2 separate regions of the Homo sapiens genome follow, and region 2 is linked to region 1. The links are chromatin loops, found by intact Hi-C in ENCODE. Cell type or tissue: endothelial cell of umbilical vein. All regions are shown on one strand. Each heading gives the region's core, and the rest is flanking DNA. Links, peaks and the distances in the headings are about the cores only.

Region 1 (2,918 bases), core at 144-2,643:
TCACTGGTTGCTAGGTGTCTGAGGATGGTGACATGGAGAATAATTTTTATGTACATGTATATACAATAGAAAATACCATTTAGGAGGAACAGCACTTGGTCTAACCCCTCAAAAACATAAAAATTTATCAAAACTCTCCTGGGATCAACCAAGGTGCTCTTACTTGTGATGGGAACAATGAACACTTTTAAAACAGATTTTATCAACTGTCATTCTAATACTCTTACGGGGACATAAAGGTATTTCTTAATAAGGGACATTTAACAGTACAATTCCTGCAAAACTGATTAAACCAAAAAATATTTCATTGTGTAGCATCTACAGTAAATCTTACCACCCTCTCTGCCCCTGCACAGCAAAAATAATCTATCCCTCCTCCCTGACAGAGCCTTAGAAAGGGAAAAGGAATTTGGTATTATCAATGTGCTGGTTTATCAGATATGAATTCATTTGTTTTTCTCAAAAAACAACTTATCAGCGTGAACAGAGCTGGCTGGCCCAAGTGTGAATTGTGCTCCAAATCCCCTTTCTGAGCTCCCCAGGGCTCAAGAATTTTTATCACCCAGTTTGTTTCCCCTGTTTGTGCTTTTTTAACCTCTTACCTATTGAGGTGACTTTCTGGGTCAGGATTCCTGTAAAGACACTAGGAATTAGCACTGCTGAAGGAAATATCCAGGTCCGGCTGCCTGATGGCCAGTCTGCCGGGTAGTATTTCAGCTCTGATGGGAGAACCCTGGACAGTTGGAAGTCAGATGAATTACCTGGAGATGGCCCCTCTTCATGCTGCCATTGTTTGTTTTCTCTATCTGGGCAGATTGGAAAATGTCCAATATGAAAGGCAGGGCTTGGGCCCAGCAGCCCTGTGCACTAAGTCAGCACACCAGGAGACAGAGAAAGGCTTCCTTCAGCCAAATCCCACTGCCTGCCTCACCTCACCTGGGAGGGCTTCTTCACATCCCACCATGGAGTGCCTTGGGGCTCATGAGCAGGGGACTCCTGGTCTCTGATGTCTGATATTGACTCATCTTGTCTGTGTTTTCAAGACATGCTCCCCTCTTGAAGCTTTTTGGCCACAGAATCACCTGTGGAATGTTGGATACCTATCTCCCTCACACAGATGTATGTGGGAAGGCTTAATTCAGAATGCCCCCCTTTTTTTTCTATCCCTTAAATAAAAAGCAAGCCAAAATAATTCAAATAAAAGAGACTGGAAGTACTCAGAAATCTCTCCAAAGGTAAAATGAATGATAAGTGTTGTCAATTGGGATTTCTAACTAGAAATATTGACAGAGAAGAATATAAGGCCTTCATTTTTTGTGTGTCTTTTGCTTTGGCTTCTATATATTACCCTAAATTGACATTTCTTTTAGTGTTTGTGAGACCTATATCCATACATACATGACACATCTTATGTGAGGGAGACCTGGAATTGAACCTGAGATAGGGTTGTCAGAAATTTTTGCAACTTACAGAAATTGTTTGTAGAATGGCACGGTATGGTTTGTAGTAAGAGTGTTGGTAAGGATCATAAAATTAGAAGGCTGCTGTTGTGTCTAAGGCTAGACTCATACTATCTAAGCAAGTTTGTTCAGCCTTTCTTATGAAAACTTCCCAAGGAAGTGACTCCATAACCTTCTGAATAAGGTCTTACAGCTGTATGGTGTCTGTGGAGAGCAGCTCAGCAAGGAAATCAAAGTCTAGGTCCCAACCAGCAAATCTGACAACTGTATGAGTCTGCACTCCTGGCTGAGGCAAGCATGAACCAGCTGTCAGGAGCCAGGTAGTCAAGGTAAAAGATCTGCAGCATATGGATTTAGCAGAGGTCAGAGCAAGGGAGAAACCAGGGATCCAAGGAGGTCAGTCATAGGTTATTGGGAAGACAGTTGTCTGAGGCCCAGGCACGGGAAATGCTGGAAAGCTAAGAAGAAATTCAGGTAAAACTACCTGCAAGTAGAAAATGATGCTGGAAACCTGATCCTTAGACAAGGGTCCATCACAAACCAAGGTTGCTTCTGTGGTCCTGGTTGTGGGCCTTCGATTAGGACAGGCAGGGAAGCATTTCACAATTGTCAGCCTGAACCAGTTGGAGCAGGAGCAGGAATCTAACTCTGAGCATTCTTACAAAGAGCAAACCTTACTGCAAAGAGGAAAACCACCTCGCCCCCGTAGGCCTTGCATGAGGACCTGCTCCTCGTTTTTTATTTCTCTAAGCTACCAAAGTCATTAACACCAAGTTATGCCTGCTTAGATTTTTCCAAGGTGGCTGCTGTCCAAGTGCATGACATCCTGCAGCTCCACGGAGCCTGGGAGACTGAGGAGCTCAACAGGGAAAGATTATCAAGCTCTCTTACAAAAGCAAAGCACCCCCCCCCACCACCCAAATTAAAATTCTGAATAGATTCGTTTGCTTGAAGTTCGTGTTTAAAGAAAGTTAAATTTCTAGTGAGGGCCAAGGTACCTCCTCTGCAAACATGGTAGAATTTAGTCTCCTCTTACTTGAAAGTTAAAAGACTGTGGTCATACAGTTATGAAGACGCATGTGTCTTCATGTGTATTTAAAATACCGTGATAGTACTCACCTCAGCAGCACATATACTAAAATACCATGATAATTCTTTACATTGCCAAAAATTAAATTGGTTACTTTTTGGCTCTTGCCATGCCATATATGGGGTAAAAATAATGAAATATCTCTGTATGTTTTCATTTTAACAGTTAAACTTTCATTTTCATTTTAAGTCACTAAAATATAAAGAAATCTTAATTATTTTCTATCATAGGTTCTGATTGAAGGAGAAACAATATTCATGTTCCATGTGTCAAGTATTAAGTAGTATGGCAACTTTTCCCTGTGATTTTTGAGGAACTTGAAAATTATTTAGAAATTTCCTACATGTCTTATGATAGATTCAGAAGCC
Region 2 (2,918 bases), core at 229-2,728, 79 kb after region 1:
AAACAGGCAAAATACATGAACGTGCCTATCACATAGGAAGAACGAATGGCCAGTAAGCTCAACACCGTAGATCATCAGGGAAATGCCAACTAATGCCACAGTGAAATGGCATTTCACACAAATCATCATAGCTGAAGTAAATAAACTGTGATAATACCAAATGTTGGACTAAGTAAAATAAAAATATTGACAATACCAAGCATGAAGCAATTCGATATCCCAGGCACTGCTGGTAAGAATATAAGAATGGTATAACCAGTTTGGAAAAATTTTGGAACTTTCATATAAAGTTAACCATAAACCTACTTATGGCCCCGCAATTCTACTCTCAGATATTTATGCAAGAGAAATGGAAAAAAAGAACATAAAAAAGACTTTTACAAGAGTGCTCACAGCACTCTTAGTAACAGCTCCAAATAGAAACAATTCCATTGTACTCATACAGGAGAATTGATAAATGTATTGTCATATATTTGTACAATGGAATATTACTCAGCAATAAAGTAGAACAAACTGCTGACAAAGGCAATAACATGAACAAATCTCAAAAACATTATGTTGAGCAAAATTAGCAAGACCTAAAAGAATATATACTGAGGTGCTACATTTTATAGAAGCAAAGCTAACTTATGGTGAAAGAAATCAGAACAGTGACTTCTCCTAGGCTCTAGTGGGGCTGGGGGTAGGGCAGGAGTGAGTGTGTGTGAGGGAACTGACTGGAAAAGGAAATGAGGGGTTTTCTGGGTGAAGGAGGTGTTTTCTATCTTGGTTTGGATGGGTATATATAATTGTAAAATCCATCAAATGGGATCACTGTCTAGGCATTTTATTGTATATAAATTATACCTCATTAAGATGATTAAAAATTTTAAAGAGACCCATAACTTATAAAACATCTTTAAAAACCCGAGGCAAAATCTCTGAAAACATTTACTGGAAGGGAACAAAATAAAAACATCCTGAAACTAATGGGCTGCAACACCTTTGCAATCTGACAAAAGGATGACTCTTCACATCTACCTCCTCCGTACTTCAGTACAAGCCTTTTTGGTGTTGCAACATTGTCCAAGTTAGGAGAAATGCTATGTTCCTCTGGCCCTGGGTCAGAGAGCGATGGGATTGACCAAAAGGAAGGACCAGTGGAATTGACCAAAGGAAAGCAAATGCTTAGCTTGGTCTTGATGTAAAGGGTCAACCAACACACACGTACTGCCAATTGACGCTCATTGACATGGTCAGTGTCAGACTTCTGGTGGAGAGAAAAATGCTACTTCTGTCCGTGCATTCCAAGAGTCAAATTCGCCAAGCTGCAGAAGGCAGTCAGCAACAACAAGGAATTGCTTGCACACAGGCCAGTCATTCCTGATGCTCTTTCTTTTCCTGGATATTTCTGTTGGTGGGCACGAGCAAGCAAAGGGAGCTTAGAGTGAAACCCAAGCATTAGTGAGAAATTAGAGTTGACAGATGAGTGTGGGAGGGTGGGGAAGGAGGGAGTGAGGACGGCATCTCCTTCCCCATGTCAAGCATATTTCTCACCCGTTACAATGCTCCTTGTTCTCTGATGTGTCCTTTCCCATAGAGGAAGTTATTTGTGAGAGAGGAGGAGAGGAGCTAGCTCATGGGAAAAAAATGTCTCTCGGGCTGTGAGCAGTGAATTGGCTTGTGCCCAAGTAATGTCCTCAAGGTGTGCCATGAGAGATGAAGTCACTTGGCTCATTTTACCAGCTTCAGGATGGCATTAAGACCTGACAAAGCCAGGCAACACGTACAAGGAAACTAACCTGAGGCAGGACCGTGGCACTGAAGGAGTCTCCCTGGATGCAGCAAAGGTGGAGACCTTGTCCAAGAAAAATGCTGGACGGGCCTTTACCCCAAAGAGGAAAGCTGGGTCATGGAACAAGGAAATGAATTACATCAAGTGAAAATGCACATCTGATGCCCAGTCCAGACCAAGGCATGTACGCTTCCAGAGGCACGCTAGCATGCTGGCACCCCTTCAAACTATTATTCTTTGCATATTTTGTTTGTTCAGCGTGTATCTAGTTAAAAAAAAAGAGAGAGAGAGAAGAAGAAGAAGAAATAAAAAAATGAAAGGGAAAAAATGCTTTTTGAGAGGAGGAAGGGGTAAGCTTTTTTGAAACATAACACATACGGGAAAGAGCATATATCTTGATGTGCAGCTTGGAGCATTCCTCCAAAGTGAACACGCCTATGTTCTCAGCACCCAGACCAAGAAACAGAAGACAGAAGTCCCCCAGGCTCTCCTCTGCCCACTACCACCCCACCCCCTAAAGGGAGCTGCTCTCTTGACTTCTAACATTGAAACTGTTTTTTTAATTCGTGAAGTTGTAAAGCTTTTTATGTTCACACTAAATCGCTAAATTTATCATTTTAATTTATTTGGAGCTCTTTCATTTCGTGGCTTATGTTGTTGCCCATAGCCAGAGGACAATTTGCACTCACATTCCTAAGTAGAGGTCAGTGACACGTATATATTGCAAGGCGGTGTTCCCTAGGTAGAGCACTTCATCTCGTCTTTTTTTATTTCAGCACGTCTGTTCCTGCTGACTTCGAATGATTGTCAAGTGGCTGGACTCAGATGTTAGCCGTCTGTCATTGCTGCTAATAACATATTCATGTACAAAAACAACAGAGGTAGGTTGATGCTGGGGAGGAGTGTTTTTTTTTTTTTTATACTGGAAGACATCATCTACTTTGGTCAAAGTAAAACAATTTTTATTTCCAGTAATGAAAGGAGTTGCATGTGGAAACCTGAGTTACCAGGCACCGTTTTTCTGATTTATTATAAGGATGTGTTAGCACCATTTCTTAGAAACTGATATTCCAGAGAGATGCCCAGTCTTTTATCAGATATATGTATTGCAAATATTTTCTTCAGTCTGTGACTTGACAAACCT

The links. A loop is a pair of places that touch in the nucleus more often than their neighbours do. Peaks named below come from ENCODE experiments on the same cell type or tissue, not always from the same donor. Only the 100,000 strongest peaks of a DNase experiment are listed, where the experiment ranks them.
Region 2: a loop joins it to region 1, with 3 times the contacts of the local background. A loop is called at or near these places in 3 of 110 quality-filtered maps.

The regions. Positions count from the first base shown.
Region 1 is chr6:12,392,011-12,394,928 of GRCh38, reverse strand. No RefSeq gene overlaps it. Among named protein-coding and RNA genes, the nearest start is that of EDN1, 100 kb to the right of the region's middle. In endothelial cell of umbilical vein, for the core only: no CTCF peak of the experiment used is centred there; DNase peaks (open chromatin) are centred at 548, 1,618 and 2,258; H3K27ac peaks cover 2,165 bases.
Region 2 is chr6:12,313,093-12,316,010 of GRCh38, reverse strand. No RefSeq gene overlaps it. Among named protein-coding and RNA genes, the nearest start is that of EDN1, 24 kb to the right of the region's middle. In endothelial cell of umbilical vein, for the core only: no CTCF peak of the experiment used is centred there; DNase peaks (open chromatin) are centred at 1,780 and 1,940; H3K27ac peaks cover 1,759 bases.